4 separate regions of the Homo sapiens genome follow, and all the other regions are linked to region 4. A link is an interaction called in ENCODE POLR2A ChIA-PET data of the cell type or tissue named here. Cell type or tissue: GM12878. All regions are shown on one strand. Region 1 overlaps LRP6 (LDL receptor related protein 6). Region 2 overlaps DUSP16 (dual specificity phosphatase 16). Region 3 overlaps ETV6 (ETS variant transcription factor 6). Region 4 overlaps LINC01252 (long intergenic non-protein coding RNA 1252).

What was found. ChIA-PET counts read pairs that join two places held together with the same protein. Peaks named below come from ENCODE experiments on the same cell type or tissue, not always from the same donor. Only the 100,000 strongest peaks of a DNase experiment are listed, where the experiment ranks them.
Region 1: POLR2A ChIA-PET joins it to region 4 with 7 read pairs; 1 of 35 experiments calls an interaction of 5 or more read pairs at or near these places.
Region 2: POLR2A ChIA-PET joins it to region 4 with 5 read pairs; 2 of 35 experiments call an interaction of 5 or more read pairs at or near these places.
Region 3: POLR2A ChIA-PET joins it to region 4 with 14 read pairs; 1 of 35 experiments calls an interaction of 5 or more read pairs at or near these places.

The regions. Positions count from the first base shown.
Region 1 is chr12:12,170,195-12,175,194 of GRCh38, reverse strand. All of the region lies in intron 7 of LRP6 (LDL receptor related protein 6), which reads left to right. Among named protein-coding and RNA genes, the nearest start is that of MIR1244-4, 61 kb to the right of the region's middle. RefSeq lists a silencer at 2,938-2,987. In GM12878, no CTCF peak of the experiment used is centred here; DNase peaks (open chromatin) are centred at 2,041 and 2,894.
Region 2 is chr12:12,554,796-12,559,795 of GRCh38, reverse strand. The region is part of intron 1 of DUSP16 (dual specificity phosphatase 16); the gene reads left to right. Among named protein-coding and RNA genes, the nearest start is that of DUSP16, 5.6 kb to the left of the region's middle. In GM12878, no CTCF peak of the experiment used is centred here; no DNase peak of the experiment used is centred here; H3K4me3 peaks cover 1,765 bases; H3K27ac peaks cover 876 bases.
Region 3 is chr12:11,772,832-11,777,831 of GRCh38, reverse strand. All of the region lies in intron 2 of ETV6 (ETS variant transcription factor 6), which reads right to left. Among named protein-coding and RNA genes, the nearest start is that of ETV6, 130 kb to the right of the region's middle. In GM12878, no CTCF peak of the experiment used is centred here; no DNase peak of the experiment used is centred here; H3K27ac peaks cover 3,180 bases.
Region 4 is chr12:11,561,765-11,566,764 of GRCh38, reverse strand. LINC01252 (long intergenic non-protein coding RNA 1252) reads right to left here. Exons shown (of 8, transcript NR_033890.1): 8 at 2,362-3,064. Among named protein-coding and RNA genes, the nearest start is that of LINC01252, 16 kb to the right of the region's middle. In GM12878, no CTCF peak of the experiment used is centred here; DNase peaks (open chromatin) are centred at 843, 1,284 and 2,774; H3K4me3 peaks cover 724 bases; H3K27ac peaks cover 4,394 bases.

The DNA of each region.
Region 1 (5,000 bases), 610 kb before region 4:
CTGGCCTCGAACTCCTGACCTCAAATGATCCACCCACCTCGGCCTGCCAAAGTGTTGGGATTATAGGTTTGAGCCACCATGCCCGACCTGTTTTTTCATTATATACTTTTTATTTTGGTTTCTCCTGCCCACTTTCATTTCTGAGTTTCTACTGACAATGCAGCAACACCTGATAGTATAGATAAAAAGAGAGATTTTCATGTCTACTGTAAGAACATGTGTATTTGCTTTAAATCTTAGAGTAAGCTTCCCTACTTTAAGAGGATACAATGTCCATAGCTAGTTTTGTACAAATCTAATTTTACCTGGCACACCTTTGTTGGGAAACAGAAACAAGGTTTATTAGAACCTTTAGTACCAAGAACTTTTGAATAAAGAAGGTATTATTTTGTATGATGTGTACTGAAAACTTGGCATTTGCTGAATGTTCTGTTTCATATTCTAAGCCTGAAATTGCAGGGCTACATTTTCCTATGATAACTTCCTTTATTTCATCAATACCCTAATAAGGAAATTTGTTTCCCAAGTATTCAAACTTCTTTTTTAAAGGAGTTTCTTTGTCTGGTATCTTAGCCTTTGTACTGTTAAAAACATATAGGAACCTGTTGATAATTTTTTTTACTGTTGGTTTGTAAGATTAATTCCTCATTAAGAAATTATAATAAATCTATTGTTGAGATAAGGCTGTTCTGATAATATGACAAGTATCAACAAGTACTTCCTTTTGAATCTTTGCCAATTTGTAACATTGTGTTTCTTAAAATTGATTATACCTTCAGTTTGAGGCTGGGCACGGTGGCTCACGCCTGTAATCCAGCACTTTGAGAGTCTGAGGTGTGCTGATCACTGGAGGCCAGGAGTTCGAGACCAGCCTGGCCAACATGGTGAAACCCCGTCTCTACTAAAAATACAAAAATTAGCCAAACGTGGTGGCATGCGCCTGTAATCCCAGCTATTTAGGAGGCTGAGGCAGGAAAATTGCTTGAACCCGGGTGGCGGAGGTTGCAGTGAGCCGAGATCAGGCCACTGCACTCCAGCATGGACAACAGAGCAAGACTCTGCTTAAAAAAAAAAAAGAAAGATTGATTATACTTCAGTTTGAGAAATATTCAAAATAACTAATTTAAATACCTAAATATTTGCCCATTTGTGCTACTTTACCACACAACATGTACTGTATGTTAGTATGGATATATATTTCTCCCCAAATCTTCATAACATATGATCAGAGAAGAATGATATTGATAAACTCCATCATTAGATTCCTCAACTCAGCAGAGCACCTGGAGTTTGGACTTAATGTTCATTGAGTTGTAAACCTGGTGCTGGCCTGTTGTGTTATTTTGTGTCTGGGGTACATCGCATAACAATGAAATTTGTGAATTCCTATTTGAAAATTGCTAGTTGATTATTGGGCACAGTGGCTCACACTTGTAATCCTATCACTTTGGAAGGGTTGAGGTGGGAGGATCCCTGGATCCCTTGAGGCTAGGAGTTTGAAACCAGCCTGGGTAATATAGTGAGATCCCCGGCTCTACAGAAAATAAAAATTAGCTGGGCGTGGTAGTGCACTCCTGGAGTCCCAGCTACTTGGGAGGCTGAAGTGGGAAGATCACTTGAGCCCAGGAGTTTGAGACAAGCCTGGGCAACATGGCAAAACCCCATCTCTATAAAAAATGCAAAAATTAGCTAGGCATTGTGGTGTGCAACTGTAGTCCCAGCTACCCTGGAGGCTGAGGTGGGAGGATCACCTGAGTCTGGGAGGCAGAGGTTGCAGCGAGCTGAGATCATGCCACTGAACTCTAGCTTGGGCAACAGAGCAAGACCCTGTCCCCCCAAAAACAAAAGAATTTATTTTAGCTGTGCTTAAAAAGAATGAGAGCAGAGAGGGCAGTTTTCCCTTGTTGACATGTTAATCTTTTCCCTATTAGGTTTTTGGGGCCTCAGGACAGTGAGGCTTTCAGAAGTGTCTTATGAAGCAGTTGAGTATAATTGACCAGGATGTTGACATTCGTCATCATGATGCCTTCATCTGGAACTCTGTTCTCAATTTTTTCGTTTCCTGGAGTAATTCAGGTTTTAGAAAGCTTTGGTCACAGTAGCAATTTTTAGCTCTAACAGAAAAAGAGCATAGTAATTGCAAATCTTTAATATTCAATGCCTGATTCCTTGCAAAAAATATTATAAAACTACCCAGAGTAACTATGATACTTCAATTCTTTTCATATTTAAAATCACTTATATGTACTCAGACTTAATGTATCTTGAAGTAGGTTAAAAGGCTTTGAATATAGCACTGTAATTGCCCCTACCTCTCTCTCAAACAGGTGTGTGGTGTCCCTTTACTTCACCTACTGGGTCCAAAGCATTTCTTTATACTTGTCATCTCAGTGAGATTTGGCATGATTGAAATGTTATTTCCGTGGATAAATATTCTGTGTTTTAAAATCCCATTTGTGTGAAATTATATTTTATGTTCTATGAAGTTGTATCAGAAAAAATATGCTCCCCAACCCTCAGTCATATCTGTCTTCCTTATGTATAAGCTTTTAATTCACTGCTTGTTTTGGATATTGTCTGGAACATTAGAAGAGGAGTGGTTCATTTTGGGCATAATTTGAGTTTCTCTTCTAGAACTTTATAGCATTCCAACTCTAGCACATTTTATGGTGGTTGCTTGGTTGTCCTCCTGCATCTGTTCCTTGAACTTGTCTTGTCAAGTGAAGTTGCATAGCAGCAATTTTGGTAGTAGACTGGCTGCATTCCAAGATTGCATGGGCAGTCCTGTCTTGACATTTAATGAGCTGATGAAATGACTCAAAAACTGGATGTGATGTCTGTAGAAGATTTGCCATTACTTCTTCTTTGTGCAGATAATGTTATGGTTAACCCACGTCTATTTCCTCTTGTAGCCTATATTCTCAGTGTGGTTTAGAATATTTCAGAATGTTAAACCAATGTGCCACAGTGTGGTCAAAGCAGCTGAAACCACTGGAGACTCTGGTTCAGATTTGGAGTTAGATTTTAGAAGTGACAGAAGCCTAATTTCAGTTTAACTAATTAAACCACTCTGAGGTAATACAGTGAAGTACACCCTTAAGAGTTGTCAGATTTAATTAACATTGGCACAGTTTTTAAAGCATAAGTGTAATCTTTTGGAATTGCCTAAAGTGGTTCATTTGTTCTGGGTTCAGAATATACAAACAAGCTTTTGCCAGGATTTGTGTTATTTTAAACATAAGGAGCTTAAACTGTATTTATAGACCTAGTAACCTGTCCAAAACTTTTACAGGAATATGAGAAATGGAATAGTGATTTCTTTAAGACAGAGCAACATGTTCTTATTTCACTATGGTTAACTTGTGCCCGGTAGAAAAAGATTGTGTGGCTGGTACAAGAGAAATACTTAGTGGAGAAGTCAGTTTTCTAATAGTGTCACCTCTACAAAAGTAATGGAAGGAAACATTTCAGAAATTGGACTTTGTGTGAAGGAAAATACATTATCTGTGTGTTTAGATGCAAAGTCTCACAGTCAGATATTGTTTAAGCTGGTGATCCCTTAATCTCTTCGGAGGATCCTTATAATTCCTTTCTATACCATACTAACAAAAATGATAATAGCGTTTATTTATTTATTTATTTATTTATTTATTTATTTATTTTATTTTTTTTTGAGACTGAGTTTCACTCTGTCGCCCAGGCTGGAGTGCAGTGGCACAGTCTCGGTGCACTGCAAGCTCCACCTCCCGGGTTCACGCCATCCTCCTGCCTCAACCTCCTGAGTAGCTGGGACTACGGGCACCCGCCACCACGCCTGGCTAGTTTTTTGTGTGTGTGTTTTTAGTAGAGATGGAGTTTCACCATGTTAGCCAGGATGGTCTTGATCTCCTGACCTGGTGATCCGCCCTCCTTGGCCTCCCAAAGTGCTGGGATTACAGGCGTGAGCCACCGCGCTCGGCCAATAATAGCATTTATTAATAACAGCAGTTATCATCATCATTATTATTTGTGTGTCCTTGGACTTGCTTCTTAGCTTTTTCTCTTCATTTTTTAAAAATTATGGAAAATGTCAGAGTATAGAAAGCAGAGTAGAGACGACCATGAACTACCTAGTTTTAACCATTGTTAGTACATGGCTGATCTAGACTGCAGCGTGTCTTAAGCAGGAGGGCTAAGGAGATGGCAGAAATGGGTTTTCTAATAATATATCTATGGTCTTAATACTTCCTTTTTGACATAGCCTAAAATAAATGAAAGAATCAGGTCTTTGTTGCTCCTTCTAACTAACCTCTTAGCTAGTGTTTTATATGTAAACTTGCAAATGTGACAAGAAGAAAAAAAGTAGTTTTTTTCATCTAAGACGTGTGTGTGTGTGTGTGTGTGTGTGTGTGTGTGTGTGTGTGAAGTAATTTTAACTTCATATTAGAATTAAATAGTATATAGCTTGGAAGAAAGAAAGACCAAATAAAAGACATTTGTTTGAAGCTTTAGTGAGCCTGATCGATCTGAGGTAAGCCTGAAGGTGACAGGTATAGAGGGGACAGTGATGTAAACTAAAAAAGGAACCAATTAATTTTATTATAGGCTGTATGTAGTCACCACTCTGAAGACTCTAATCCAGCACAGTGCAATATGTAGCCACTAATTACATGTGGCTCTGCAGAACTTAAAATGTGCCTAGGTTGAATTAGGATGTACTTTAATTGTAAAACACATTCTAAGAGACCTAGTATTAAAAAAAAAACCATAAATGTCATTAATAAAATTTTAATATTGATTACAGGTTGAGAGAAAAGAATTTTGGATGTGTTAGATTAAATAAAGTATACTATTAAAATTCTGTCTACTGTTTTATACTGTTTTTGAGATGAGTCTCATTCTTTCACCCAGACTGAAGTGCAGTGGTGCGGTGTCAGCTCACTGCAACCTCTGCCTCTCAGGTTCAAGCAATTCTGCCTCAGCCTACCGACTAGCTGGGATTACAGGTGTGCATCTCCACA
Region 2 (5,000 bases), 990 kb before region 4:
TGTGTTAGTGTGTTTTGATGCTATTTTCTGTAAATCCCTGGACTGGGAATTTAATTTCATACAGTGTTTAGCATATGGGATTAATATATTGATGAAGCAGACTTATATAGCTGTCCAGTATTAAATTTTTTCAATTTTCAGCTAATCCTAAAAATCCTACTAAATATAATTTGCTAGAATTACCAGTGTAATAATTTATCCTAGAACTCCCAAGTTTTCCTAGACAAAAATAATTTTCTACTTCGTGTTACCTGAACTAAAAATTTCACTGGACATTCAGTGTTTTTAAAATGCATTAAGTTCTCAAGCAAAAGGTACTTTAATTTGAAGAAGTAAATTAATATAGGGTGAACTGATTTGGATCAGAATCCCAAGAAAATAAGGAGATAACTTAGAGGAAATAAAACAGATTTTATGACAGATTTCAACAGATGAAAGAAACTAGTTAAAAAGATTTCACAGGAAAAACCATAGTTGGTGCTTGATTGGCTTTAAAAGAAATTTACTGATCATTTAAAACGGAGATATTCACCATCATAAAAGAAAATCCGAATGTTGGCTTAAACAAAAACATAATTAGGAAAATAAGTCTTGCCCAAAGCTACATATGATAAATTCCAAAGCCAGATGTCAATTTTTTTTTTCTGATTTTCTTGTGTTGTAGACAATCTGTTATTTGTATGCATTTCATTATCCTTGATGATCAAGGGTTGGCTGTGTGAAGAGAGGTTCATAAAGGTTGGCCGAATTTAAAGAAGCAGGCTCAGGCTTTAAGAAGAGCTGGTTCTTCTACACAAATGGATTGAGACAGGGAGTTAGAATTTTAATCAAATAAATAACTGGAGGAAACAGTGGCTCAAAAGAAGGATGTAAGACAGATTACCTTGGACAGGTACAAAGAAATAATAAAAGCTTGCCAGGAGTATGATCAGTAAGGAAGGGAACAGAATACATCTTGCCATGAAAGGAAAGAGGAATAAGTGGAAAAATGCCCTCTGATACCTCAGCAACAAGAGAGAGGAATGAAACTTCACGCCCTTCTTGACTGGGGTTAGAAACATCATTATAGGTATTGCCACAAAGTCACAAGATTTTTTTATTACATTAAAAAATGTAGGCCAGGCGTGGTGGCTCATTCCTATAATCCCAGCACTTTAAGAGGCTAAGGCAGGAGGATCACTTGAGCTCAGGTGTTGAGAACAGCCCTGGCAACAAAGACCTTGTTTCCACAGAAAATCAAAAAATTAGCTAGGTATGGTAGTAGTACGCAGCTGTGGTGCCGGCTACTTTGGAGGCTGAAGTGGGAGGATCTCTTGAGCCTGGGAGGTCAAGGCTGCAGTGAGCTATGATGGCACTGCTGCGCTCCAGCTTGGGCAACAGAGCAAGACAGTGTATCAAAAAAAAAAAAACATATAATCTTGAGGGATAGTGATTGATAGGGTAAATTATGAGCATTACTTATATGAGAATGTAAAATTTAAAATTGTCAGAAATAAAAAGAGGGATTCGCTGTAATATCATGGCCTATTTTGAGTTATTTGAAAGGGAGGGATACATTATAAACTGAAATTATTAACTGAATTTCTGGATTAACTACTGATAGGAATCAAGCAAAACATTTGTTAGCAGTATGCTGTTTACATGTGCTGAGATGGATTCCAAAAGTTGGGGACACTGGCCCATGTTATGGAGAACAGGATTATAAGAATTTTAAGGGAGATACATACATATGCAAAGATAATTACCAGACAGCTGGCAAGTGCCAAATTCAGGTACAAAAGAGAAAGAGGGCTCAGGGAGGTAATCTTCATAGAGATAATAGAATTTGACCCTGGCCTTAAAGATTGGTTAACATGTGTATGGAGAGAGGGAAGTGGGGGAGGCGAAAGGCGGAAGGTATTCACCCATCTCATTCAGCAAATTTATGCTGATCCTCTACCAAGTGCTAGACCCTGGCCATACAGTGGAAAATAAGAGAAAGTTTTTGCCCTTACGTAACTTATATTCTAGTGGGAGAAGACAGGACAATAAACAAAGACAGTAAACAAGTAAACAGTACATTAAAAAAGTGATGTTAAATAGTGGTCGGTAGTAAAGGTAATGATCAGGGTCGATAAATTGCACTTATTCTGTGAATCACTTGCTTTGCCTATGATAGTCTAATGAACAGTCTTCATGTTATAACTTTTTAATATTCATGTGCAGTCCAAATGAATTTGAATAAAAATCTACACATTAACCAGTTTTTAAAAAAAGAAATGGGAATTAAAGAAAAAGAAACCTATGTGACTTTTTTTTAGGTCAAAGCATGGAAACTTAGATTTTTTTTTTTTTTTTTTTGAGACGGAGTCTTGCTCTGTCGCCAGGCTGGAGTGCAGTGGCGCCATCTCGGCTTTCTGCAGCCTCCGCCTCCCGGGTTCAAGCGATTCCCCTTCCTCAGCCTCCCGAGTAGCTGGGACTACAGGCGTGTGCCACCGCACCCAGCTAATTTTTTTTTGTATTTTAGTAGAGACGGGGTTTCACCACGTTGGCCAGGATGGTCTCGATCTCCTGACCTCGTGTTCCACCCGCCTTGGCCTCCCAAAGTGCTGGGATTACAGGTGTGAGCCACCACACCCGGCCAGAAACTTTAAATTTTTTTTTTAATGCCTTGTTAATGTATCCACAGTTCTTTTGCTGCCATTTGCTAAGAATCTCATGTTTTTTTACAATGAGATTAATGTCATTGTTTACTGTTCAGTTAGCTTTTTCACGTATTGGGCTATATTCTTAGGTTAGACTCTCTGTTAGGAACAATAATCACCATAGTGTCATAAAGTGAAGCTAAATTCCAAAGATTGTTTTGTATGGGAACATACAAAAGAAAAGATGTACAGACAATAAACTGTTAGGCTTAATTACCAATAGGTAAAATAGGGTAAGGGATGACACCTGTTCAACTCTTGTCCCTATGGCATATTGTTCCTGTATTACTACAAAAAGTAAAAACCTGAAGCAAAGATGTTCCAAAATGGGGAAGTCTTGATCTTTCCTGTAGTTATTGGACTGCCAGGTTTGTTTTGTTATTGTTTAGAAGATGTCCTTCATAGTGGTCAACTAAAAACTGATATTATCAGGAGCTATTTCATGTTTTGGGGCACATTTTGTTCTTCTGAAGCATTCTTTAAGAAATATGTGCCCTTCACTCTTTTTGCAGTTTTTAATTTTTTTTTTTTTAATTAAAGATGGGGTCTGTCTCTGTCACACAGGCTGAAGTGCAATAGAGCAATCATAGCTCACTGTAGTCTCAAACTCCTGGGCTCAAGCAGTCCTCCTGCCTCAGCCTCCCAAGTAGCTGAGACCACAGGTGGTGCATGCCACCACACCCGGCTAATTATTATTATTTATTTTTATTATTTTTATAGAGATGGGGGTCTCACTTTGTTGCCCAGGCTGGTCTTAAACTCCTGGCTTCAAGCAGTCTTCCTGCCTTAGTCTCCCAAAGTGCTAGGATTACAGGCACAAGCCACTGTGACCAGCAAAACTTTTTTATAGGTGAAATTGAGGTAAAGGATTTTAAAAAGTGTTGATATTAAGTGTGTCTATAGAACCAAATCCCTCAAGAATTATTCTGTATGCACCTAACCAATTTTCATCTACAAAATACTTGAGATAAACCTATGGGAAACAATTTTAATACAAGGTAGGAAATTCTTTAGTGCTCTCTTGATTTCCTCCTAAACTAAATGCTTAATTTATTTAATTTTTATTTTTTTGAGACATGGTCTTACTCTGTCGCCCAAGCTGGAGTGCAGTGGTGTCATCACAGCTCACTACATCCTTGACTTCCTCGGTTCAAGGGATTCTCCCACCTCAGCCTCCCAAATAGCTAGGACTATAGGCATGTGCAACTATACCTAGCTAATTTTTTATTTTGTGTAGAGACAGGGTCTTGCTATGTTGCCCAGCTAGTCTTGAACTCCTGGGCTCAATCAATCCTCCCACCTCGGCGTCCCAAAGCATTGGGATTACAGGTGTGAGCCACCATGCTTGGCCTTAATTTAGAAAAGAATTACAGCTATAAATGCTGTGGGTCTGTGGTATGTGTAATAAAAGTTAATCTGACTTGTACTCCTCAAAAATATTTGGGAAAGACAGAAGAATTCAGGTTTGTTTTAATGTCTATGTATGTTGGGGTGGGGCAAATTGCGTTTATAGAAAAAAGATGTAATGGTATGGCAAGATAATTAATATTTAATATATCCATTATTTCTCTTAAAATAAATGGGGAAAGATGTGTAGAGAAGTATATGCTACTTACAGTGTGCGTTGTACTAGTTTTTAAATACACAGTTTATATCCCAGGATAGTAGAGTAGGCTTTTGACAAATGTTTGTCAAATAATTTCAGTCAGTTCTTACACCTGTTGCTTTTTATAGCCGTTCCATTATATCTCTAGCTTAGAGCACTGTGTTTTGAGCTTTGAGTTGCAGTTTGCAAGGGGTTGACTTATAGTCTTGGGCATGGACTCTTATTTGAGCCATGTGCTCACTCTAGAACGGGGTCTCTGACCTCACCTCCAGCTTTGACCCTGTGGCTGACCTGACTTCTTCTTTTCCAAAATGATGGGTGGTTGTTTCCAGTCACCTTTTTCGGCTCACAGTGTAACAGCTCCTTCTCTTCCCGAGCAGCTGAGCTGTGTGCTCTTTGGATCACTTCTCAGAATACTAAGGTATATGTATTGCCATGCTGGCTTATTTTGTAGTGGGTTTATTTGTTGTTGTTGCTTGGTTTTTGTTGTTATTGTTTGGTTGGTGGAAAAGAAAATTCCTCGAGAAGATAGTTCTTGACTTGTTTTGTAAACTGTACATGGTATATGAAGCATAGTATTATTTCCTCTTCCTTCGTAGCTTTAGTTAAACATCTTGGGTTGACTTGAGAAAGAATTGGTAAGAATGATATTTTGATAATACCCACCAACCAAAAACTAACAAAGACTTTTTTTTTTTAATTGAGACAGT
Region 3 (5,000 bases), 210 kb before region 4:
GAATAAATGGCTTAAACTGGGGCCAAAAGGATGAACTAGAATTACAGGGAATTAATCTTGCTAGGGTGGGGGGTGGAGGTGGGTCAGGGGGAAGGGTTTGGAATGAAGAAGTGTGTTGTAGCCAGAAGAAAGAGGCGAGAGAATGTGATCAGCATGGGAAATGGGAAAGGCCCAGTACAGCTGGTGCATTTATCCTACTTACAGCAGGAAGACAAGGAGGGGTTTTAAGCGCAGGTGGGGAGGGGACAATGGAAAATGCACGCCCAGATTTGCATTTTGACACAATAAATCTAGGTGCAAGCTGCTGGGTACAGAAGTGACCCACTACGCCCTGATGGACAGAAATAATCCTGGGCAATGCCAGAAGAAAAAAAAAACAAAAAAACTCCACAGTAAAGAGAAAGAAATTCTACCCACAATCCTTCTACCTAGAGATAACCACAATAACTATTTTCCTCCATAGCCTTTTGGTTTATTTTTATGGATTAAAAACAATTGAGATGACTCTGAAGAGAGAGATTTGTACCCTGCCTTTTCAATTATATTATATGAGCATTTAAAAAACGTGATTTTTTTTTTTTTTTTTTTTTTTGACACGGAGTCTCACTCTGTCACCCAGGCTGGAGTGCAGTGGCGCTATCTCGGCTCACTGCAAGCTCCGCCTCCCAGGTTCACGCCATTCTCCTGCCTCAGCCTCCCGAGTAGCTGGGACTACAGGCACCTGCCACCACGCCTGGCTAATTTTTTAAATATTTTTAGCAGAGACGGGGTTTCACTGTGTTAGCCAGGATGGTCGCAGTCTCCTGACCTTGTGATCCACCCGCCTTGGCCTCCCAAAGTGCTGGGATTACAGGCGTGAGCCACTGCGCCCGGCCTAAAAAATGTGATTTTTAATTAGTGCATAATAGTCCCACATAATGACCTGCCTTAATTTATTGAACCTTGCTGGTGGTGGCCTCTGCTGCTCTGCAGAACCATGTGTAAGAAGGTTTGTCAGCATCGGAGAGTGTTCCCTAGGGATGGGTTATTAGAAAAGGAATTAGTGAGCCAAAGAGCAAAAGTGTTTTCAGGTCCTTTACCCATATTGCTGAAGTGCTTCCATAAAAGTTATGCTCACTGGATTATATTTTTGTTCTGCGGCTGCTGGTGATTTTTCATTTCACTTCCATATGTAGCCTCCCATGTGAAGTGCTGAACGTTTGGAGTGACCAGGTGTGTCAGATAGAAAGAATGTGTCCATCTCCTCATAGCTACATGTGTATTGAAAATTAACATTTAAAAAATTCTGGCTGGGTGTGGTGGCTCATGCCTTTTATCCCAGCACTTTGGGCGGCCACAGCAGGAGGATAGCTTGAGGCCAGGACTTGGAGACCAGCCTGGGAAACATAGCATGATACTGTCTCTACAAAAAGAAAAAAAAAAAAATTCCCTGCCAGTTCAAAAAACAAAAACTGATATTTTATTATTCTAAAAATCAACATTTCTAGTATTTGTTGGTATTTATTCTTTGGTGAGTTATTTAATTTAATGATTGAGCCAAGGTGTAAGTCAGGTCTCCATACTGGGACATTTTTAATGCTGCTGTGACGGGCTTTAGCATAGCACAATGTCCCGCATCCTCATCAAAACATCACTGAGGATTCACGTTCAGTGTAAAGAATCAATTCTATCACCCCAAAACCTCCCTGGGCTTAGTCTTGAGCCCCTCTTTCCACATAACCGTGAGCTCCCAGGCTAAATCTTGAAATGCCACTGCTGGTGACTCTTACAAATCCGGGGCTGGTAATAATCACCATCAAGCACAATTAGCAGGCTTGATGCCTGGCACTGTGGTAGACATGGTGTAAGGTGGATGAAATGGGTCTCTAGAACTTTAGAAATGCTGGTGAGACTGAAAATACCAGGTTAGACAGACCCAAAGAGCCACATGAAACAAAAACAGATCAGCACAGTGAAGCAATCAATAACATATTGACGTGTATGGAAAATAGTAATAACTTGGTGCTCAGTGCAGGGAACCCTCGCTGTCTCAGTGACTGCTCAGAAACCACTTCTTGGATGCGCTGCTTGTATGGTTTATCACGTTCCCTGGCCCTTCGGCAGCTCACCCGACAGGAAAACTTATAAATGTGGACTCAGTGTGAGCAATGACCTGAGCAAAGACCTGAAACTAAAGCAGTGATGGCGCCTTCTGCACACATCTGGTGGGGTAGGTGGAGTCTCCCCTCTAGATTGTAAATTCCACGGATTAACAAGAAAAGCGTCTGTTCTTGTCTACCACGGTATTCACAGTGCCTAGCAGCTATGTGGTTGATCACAGGTGCTCAGTTAATATTTGCTGAAGATGTAAATACAAAATTACCCTAAAGACATTTTAATGAATAATAAAGACAGCAGTGTCTGTATTTGACTTATGGTTTAACCCCAGCACTCATCACAAGGCCTGCCACTAAATAAGACTGGTAAACGTTTGTTGTGAATAGTTAAGTTTTTTTCCACAGTCCACTTTCTAGGATTAGAATCTGTGTGAGGGAGGCTGCAATACAACATCAGCTTCCCTGGTTTCTGCCATCAGTTCTGCTGCCGCCATCCAGTCATCTTCCTGAGGCCACAGTCCTAGGGACATCGGCTTTACCCTTCAATAGCCCAGCTTTTTCCTTTACTCCCAATTATTAACAGTGAAATTCTCAAACCACAGTTTTGACTGCGGAAAGCAAACTCATCACTGGTTCAAAGCTTCTTCCAAGGCTGAAACCATACAGAGACAGAGAATTACAAATACAGCACACAGAGGGCGTCTAGCCACACACAAGTCTGCAGAGATCGTGTTTTTATGCCCAGAGTTCCTGATTAGAGACATTCAGCTGAATAATGATCCACACATAGCAAGAGGAAGGTCTGATCCCCTTGTCCTGCCTGACCCCGGGGCTACGGTCCCTCTGCTGCATAAACTCAGAATTCCTGGGGGACATCTAAAGCAGTACCCTCTGTCATTCAGAGACCAGCTAACAAGTTGCTGGTTGTTCATTTTCTCCAAGTTCCTTCAAGGAGCAGTTTTGATGTGGTCCTCAGTACCGTGGCTGGCGTGCAGGCATGTATTTTACCAGCTTGATTGTGCTAGAAAAGGTGGTTAGCTGAAACAGGTTTACAGGTAACATACTTCAGACAGACTATGAGTTTTATATAATCTTTTGTGAGCCAAATGAAAACCTGGGCACCATTTATTTACATTTGTTTATTCCTCTTGGGAGGAGGGAAAGGTGCTTCGGGAGCCAACAAAGTTCTGGAACACAGACACTAAGGTATAGCTCATGCTTGTTATATCACATCCCTACAGGACCTAGGACAGGCAGGTGTGCAGGGCACTTTAACTGATGACATGAAGGCAGAGTCCATAGTCTCTTCACCTACATCCAGCCTTTGACTTTCTGAATTCTTCTCTCTGCACAAGCCCCAGTATTCTAACTGCAGACTCTCTTGCGTGGTTAACACACAGGATCTCTGTGCAGTTCCCTAGGTGGTGGGGCTGTTGTCAGGCCAAAATGAAATCCAGGCAGTTTGTTGACCAGGAAGAACATTGCTCAACCGTGGACCTGAAACTGCTCAGAACCTTCTCAACTCGCCCTCCTTTCTCATTTAACTCTCCTCCTTTCCTTAAAAGCAAAAACAAGATGAACAAATAAGCACCTCTCCTTTTCCTCCCCTTTCTGAGATCTGCCAACTTCCTCTTCCATGGGCCTTGTGGTTGGGTCTTGCTCCCAACGGTCTCTCAAACCCTCAGCCGGCTGAGCTCCAGGTCCGCCCTCAGTTGTGTGATGGCAACAGCCAGTCTCTGCCCGCTTCACTCTCTCTCTCTTCTCTGTGGCAGCACCCAGGAGACGGAGGAGGGCAGATGCCAGCCAGCGCAGCAGCAGGCAGCACTGCATTTCCCCAATGTTCAGGTCCACCACATCGGGTGATGCCTCCACAATGGCATTTGCAACGCAGCCCTGTGGAAGGGAGTTCCAGGAGAACCTCAGCTTCAGAGGACCGCCTTCCCAGACTTGGGGTAGACAGTCTAGGGTCTGTTTATGTTTTCCAAGATACCAAGTATAGTCCTCTTACAAATATGTGCACTGTTTTCCTCAACTGCCTTCATTTTCCTACCAGAACCCTGCTTATTTCTGAAAGTCTTTCCAGCCAGGCCATGAGAAAAGTGCTTCAAACACCTTGGACTGAGCCATGGATAAAGTCTCCTTCAAAGGGGTTCACAGCTATCATGGATCTCTTCCTTATAAGCAGAATAAACAATTTAAACTAGCGGATTACAATAAAATAATGTGTATTTATATTTGAACCAGACAGTGCCAATGTTCTGAAACTGGAATTTCACAATAAGGAAACCATGTTCTCAAATTCAACCTCTCCATCTTGTTCATTCCGACATCATGTCAAGAGCTTTTGCATTTTCCATTCAGTCTCACTGTAGTTGAGACTTGAGCAGAAAGATTTTTAATTAAAAAAAAATTTATATATATATATATGGCTCTTTGAGCTCTTGCTGAATTAAAAAAAATTCTTTATACCAACAAAGTAAACTTAAGACAAAAAGGTGACAAGGCAATAAGATCAAGATTTCATTTTTTTTTTTTTTTTTTTTGAGATGGAGTCTCACTCTGTCACTAAGCTGGAATGTAGTGGTGCAATCTCGGCTCACGGCAAGCTCTGCCTCCCGGGTTCACGCCATTCTCCTGCCTCAGCCTCCCGAGTAGCTGGGACTACAGGTGTCCGCCACCACACCCAGCTAATTTTTTGTATTTTTAGTAGAGACGGGCTTTCACCATGTTAGCCAGGATGGTCTGGATCTCCTGACCTTGTGACCCACCTGCCTCGGCCTCCCAAAGTGCTGGGATTACAGGCATGAGCCACTGCACCTGGCCAAGATTTTTCATACTTCAATCCTGATCTTGGACCTTCCCGAGACCAATCTTAGAAACAGCTTTATGGTATGAGCAATCTAA
Region 4 (5,000 bases):
ATGGTGGCACGTGCCTGTAGTCCCAGCTACTCGGGAGGCTGAGCAGAAAAATCGCTTGAACCCGGGAGGTGGAGGTTGCAGTGAGCTGAGATTGCGCCACTGCACTCCAGCAGCCTGGATGACAGAGCAAGACTCCGTCAAAAAAAAAAAAAAATCAAAACTATAAACCTCTTAGGAGAAAGTGCTGTAGTAAATATGCATGAACAGCGGTTAGACAAAGCCTTCCAAGCTATAACACCATAGAAAAAAGTGGCCCCCAAAAGTAATAATAATAAATTAGACTTCCTTAAAAAGAAAACTTTTTCTGCTTCAGAAGACACTATCAAGAAAGTGAAAAGACAACCTACAGTAAGAGAGAAAGTATTTGCAAATCATATAACCAATAAGGGACTTTTATCCAGGATATAAAATAACCTCAAAACTTAACAGTATAAGACCACCCAAGTAAAAATGGGCCAACTATTTGAATAGACATTTCTTCAGAGAAGATAACTAAATGATCAATAAGTACATAAAAAAGCTCAACATCATTAGTCATTAAGGAAATTAAAATAAAAAATAAAAAACATGTGATACTGCTTCACACCCACTATGATGGCTATATAATAAAAAAGATGGCCAATAAAAATTGTGGGGGAGAATGCAGAGAAATTGGAACCCTTATACATTGCTGGTTGAAATGGAAAATGCAGCAACTTTGGAAAACTCTTTGACTATTTCTCAAAATATTACAAATAGAGTTACATAGGACCTAGCAATTTCAATGTTGGATGTATATCCAACTGAACTGAAAACACGTGTTCACACAAAAACTTGTACACGAATGTTCATTGCAGCATTATTCATAATAGCCCCAAGGTGGAAACAACCTAAATTTCCATCCACTAGTGAATGAATAAACAAAATGTGGTATAAGCATACAGTGGATTTCCCCTTTCACTCAAAAGATATTTCAAGATATTATTAAACTTAAATTTTAAAATTAGTTTCCTTTGCTTTATGCTAAGAGAATAATAAGTCCTGTGGAATTTGTGATTTCTTAAACTTACTTTTAGACAAACCATTAAATTATAGTAAATATTTCAGGCACATTATAAAAGATGGCATGTGGTTTTGACGCATACATAATTTTATAAGTATTTATTAAATAAAATATGTTACTTACATCAACCATCCCCAACCTTTTCGGCACCAGGGACAGGTTTCGTAAAAGACAATTTTCCCACGGATGGGGGTTGGGTGGAGGGTTTCAGGATGAAACTGTTCCACCTCAGATCATCAGGCACTAGATTCTCATAAGGAGCTCACAGCCTAGATCCCTTGCATGCACAGTTCACATGGTTTGCTCCTATGAGAATCGAATGCTGCTGCTGATCTGACAGGAGGCAGAGATCAGGCGGTAATGCTCACTCACCACCCCCTGCCACCTTCTGCTGTGTGGCCCAGTTCCTAACAGGCCATCAACAGGTACTGGTCCATGGCCTGGGTACTGGGGACCCCGGAATTATATTACTCAGCTGTCTCTACATTTAGGTATTACTTATTTTGCCTGCCAAAGAGTAAAATGTGTTAAAACTTCCCAATACAATTAGTTTCTGTAATTTTCTTCTTGTCTTTCTGTTGTGTTTTGTTCTCTATATATTTATCTAGTGTTTATGAATAAAATTACACAACTCATACTACAGCACAGCTTTATCAATAAAGTGGAGATTTTTACCCTACTTTTCATTTTCTACCTTAAGTTATACTTTGTCAGATGTTAATTCCTGCTTTCTTTTTATTTTAATTTCTTGGTATATCTTTGCTTATCATTTTGCTTTCAATGTTTATGCTTATTTTGGTTTGAGTATGTTTTATAACCTACATAGACTGTGTGTGTATATGCTTGTAAGTGCAAGGGTGTGTATTTAACCAGCTTGAGAACCACTGTCTTTTAATAGCGAAGTTTAAGAAGTTCAACCCATTTTCATTATTATTATTGTTACATATTTTACTATAATACATTATATGTAATATATATTTTTATATTTCACTGTGTCTGGGTATGGTGGCTCATACCTGAAGCCCTAGCAGTTTGGGAGGCTGAGGCGGGAGGACTACTTGAGCCCAGGAATTTAAGATCAGCTTTGGCAACATGAGATCTCCATTTCTACAAAAAGTTTAAAAATTAGCCAGGTGTCATGGCTCACGCCTGTAGGCCTGGCTACACGGGAGGCCGAAGCGGGAGGATAGCTTGATCCCAGGAGGTCAAGGTTGCAGTGAGCTGTGTTCACGCCACTGATCTCCAGCCTGGGCAACAGAGCAAGACCCTGTCTCAAAAAACCAAACCAAACCAAACAAAACTTCATTGCTGTTTTTCTGTTTTGTAATTGCTAGACTATGTTTTGTTTTATTGATGTCTTCTTCGATAATGTTCAAAATTATCAATTACGTTTCTCAATTTTTCAATTGAATAAATCAGAAAAAATGGATATATATAACAGCATAAACATAAAAACCTTACAAGCATTGAATAATATCTTAAATTAAAGGACAAAAAGACTGAGAAAATATTTGCAACAAATAAGATACATATTCACAATACAATCCACAATATAAAAGAAGTCATGAACATCCATAAGAAAAAAATGGGTATAGCAGTCAAAACTGTATTTGGCTACGAGAACCAGCAAAACATACCATAGTGGCTTAACAGATGAAAGGAAGGACTGTTTCACTTGGGTAATAAGAAGTCCCATGGGAATCAGTCCAAGGCTGATACATTGACTCCAAGTATCCCCAGTGTCCCAGGCTCTGTAAATCTTTAGGTTCATGCATTCTTAGTATGCAGTTTTTATCTTTTTGGTTTCAAAACGACTGTTGCATCTCCTGGCAGCTCAAGTGGAAAGAAGACAGAAATTGGAGAGGAATGCACCAGAAGACTTATTTCTCATATCAATAAGGGGGTGGGGGTGGAACATCAAAATTTAGCTTTTACTCTCTCTATAGTGGAGTCAAGTAAGGGAGAAACATGTTGCAAATGGAGATTGGCTTGGCCAAAGTACAGCGCCTGCTACATAGAGAACTGAAATAGAAAATTCACAAAATAAGAAATTAAAAAATAAAAAATCATACCAAAATAACAATCCACTAAATAGTAATCAAAGCAATTTATGAAAAACTCTTTGGCAGGATTAGAAAAGTTCTTATCTCTTTGGTCTGTCCATTTTAAGTCCAGTACCCAATCCTTAGAAAATAATTTAAAACACAGACAAAATGTACCTTCTAGACTATTTATCAGTGTTTTGTTGTTGTTAGTTTTGATTTTATTATATAACCTATACATTTGTTTATGCCAGGCAGCTTCTTTTAGGTTGCAAGGAACAGATACATCTTGAAGTTGCCTCAGTTTATGGTTAATGTTGTAAGAACATATGAAAGCAGGAACAGAATAAAATAATGTCATCAGCCACAAGCTGAGGAACGGGACACACAGGTCTCCCTGAGCCCAGCTATTCTGATAAGAAGCAGCTCTATCAGTCCATTATCTTGCTCTTTAAGAGTGGACATTTGTGGCTCTCGACACAGTGCTCTGCCATTATGACTCAGCTTCTCTCTTTTTTTTTTTTTCTTTTTGACAGGGTCTCATTTTGTCACCCAGGCAAGAGTTCAGTGGCATGATCATAGCTCACTGCAGCCTCAAACTCCTGGGCTCCAACTGCACTGGAGGATACTCTCACCTCAGTCTCCCAAGTAGTTGGGAGTACAAGTGTACAACACTATGCCTGGCTAATTTTGTACAATTTTGTAGAGATGGGGTTTTGCTATGTTGCCCAGGCTGGTCTCAAGCTCCTGGCCTCAAGCAATCCTCCCACCTCATCCTCCCAAAGTGCTGGCTGGGATTACAGGCATGAGCCACCATGCCCTCGCTACTCCTTAAGTACTATGCTCTTAAAATTAACATTTTAGGCTAAATCTACTAGAATGATGCATTCAAGTATTTTATAATTTTATTTCAAGTTTTCTTAAAGAAGCAAGGTGTGCTAACTATAGAGCACTTGGGAAATACAAAAATTATACAAAACAGTAAAATCGCCCATAGTCTCACAGTTCGAGGTAACCATTATTAATATTTTGGTGTTTTTCCTGGGGCCCTTTTATCTTTGATAATTTTTTCCTTTTTCTCTCTAATTTGAAGAAGAAAAAGCTTTGTTATTTGTATCATCAAAAGTTAGAGTGAGTATATATGACCAGAAATAAAAATGAACAAATTACACAACACATTTTGGTTGATGTACAGCATGCGAGACCGAATATGAACAAAGATGGGATACCAAATGCTATTAATATCTTTCTATTTAAAATAAAATTTCAGGCCAGGTGCAGTGGGTCATGCCTGTAACTATGTAATCCCATAACTTTGAGAGGCCGAGGCAGGCGGATCACTTGAGGTCAGGAGTTTGAGACCAGCCTGGCCAACGTGGTGAAACTCCGTCTCTACTAAAAGCACAAAAATTAGCCGGGTGTGGTGGCACGCACCTGTAATCCCAGCTACTCGGGAGGTTGAGGCAGGAGAATCGCTTGAACCCAGGAGGCAGAGCTTGCAGTAAGCCGAGCCTGGGCAACAGAGCGAGAGTCTGTCTCAAAAAGTAAAACAAAATAAAACCTCAGAAATTCAGTTCCATTCATTTGCAATTGTTTCTACATAAGCTGATCTGAAACTTACCTCTGAATTACGTATGAAACAATTTGCCAGGTGAATTCATAGCATAAACAAAATGACTAGGGGCATGTTTGACTTATGTGAGGGCTTTTAAGGATTTTTAAACACCTTAACAGCACCCCTGTTTCTCTACTCATTAATTATTAGTTTTCAGACAAGATCCAGCACATTCAGAGTGGTATGGCCATAGACAATAACTAGTTTCCAATGAGTCTCATCTGTTCATTAAAGTTTGTCATCCCACAGAGCAATGAAAAGTGAAGAAAATAGGTTTACATTCTGAGACATGCTTCACCAT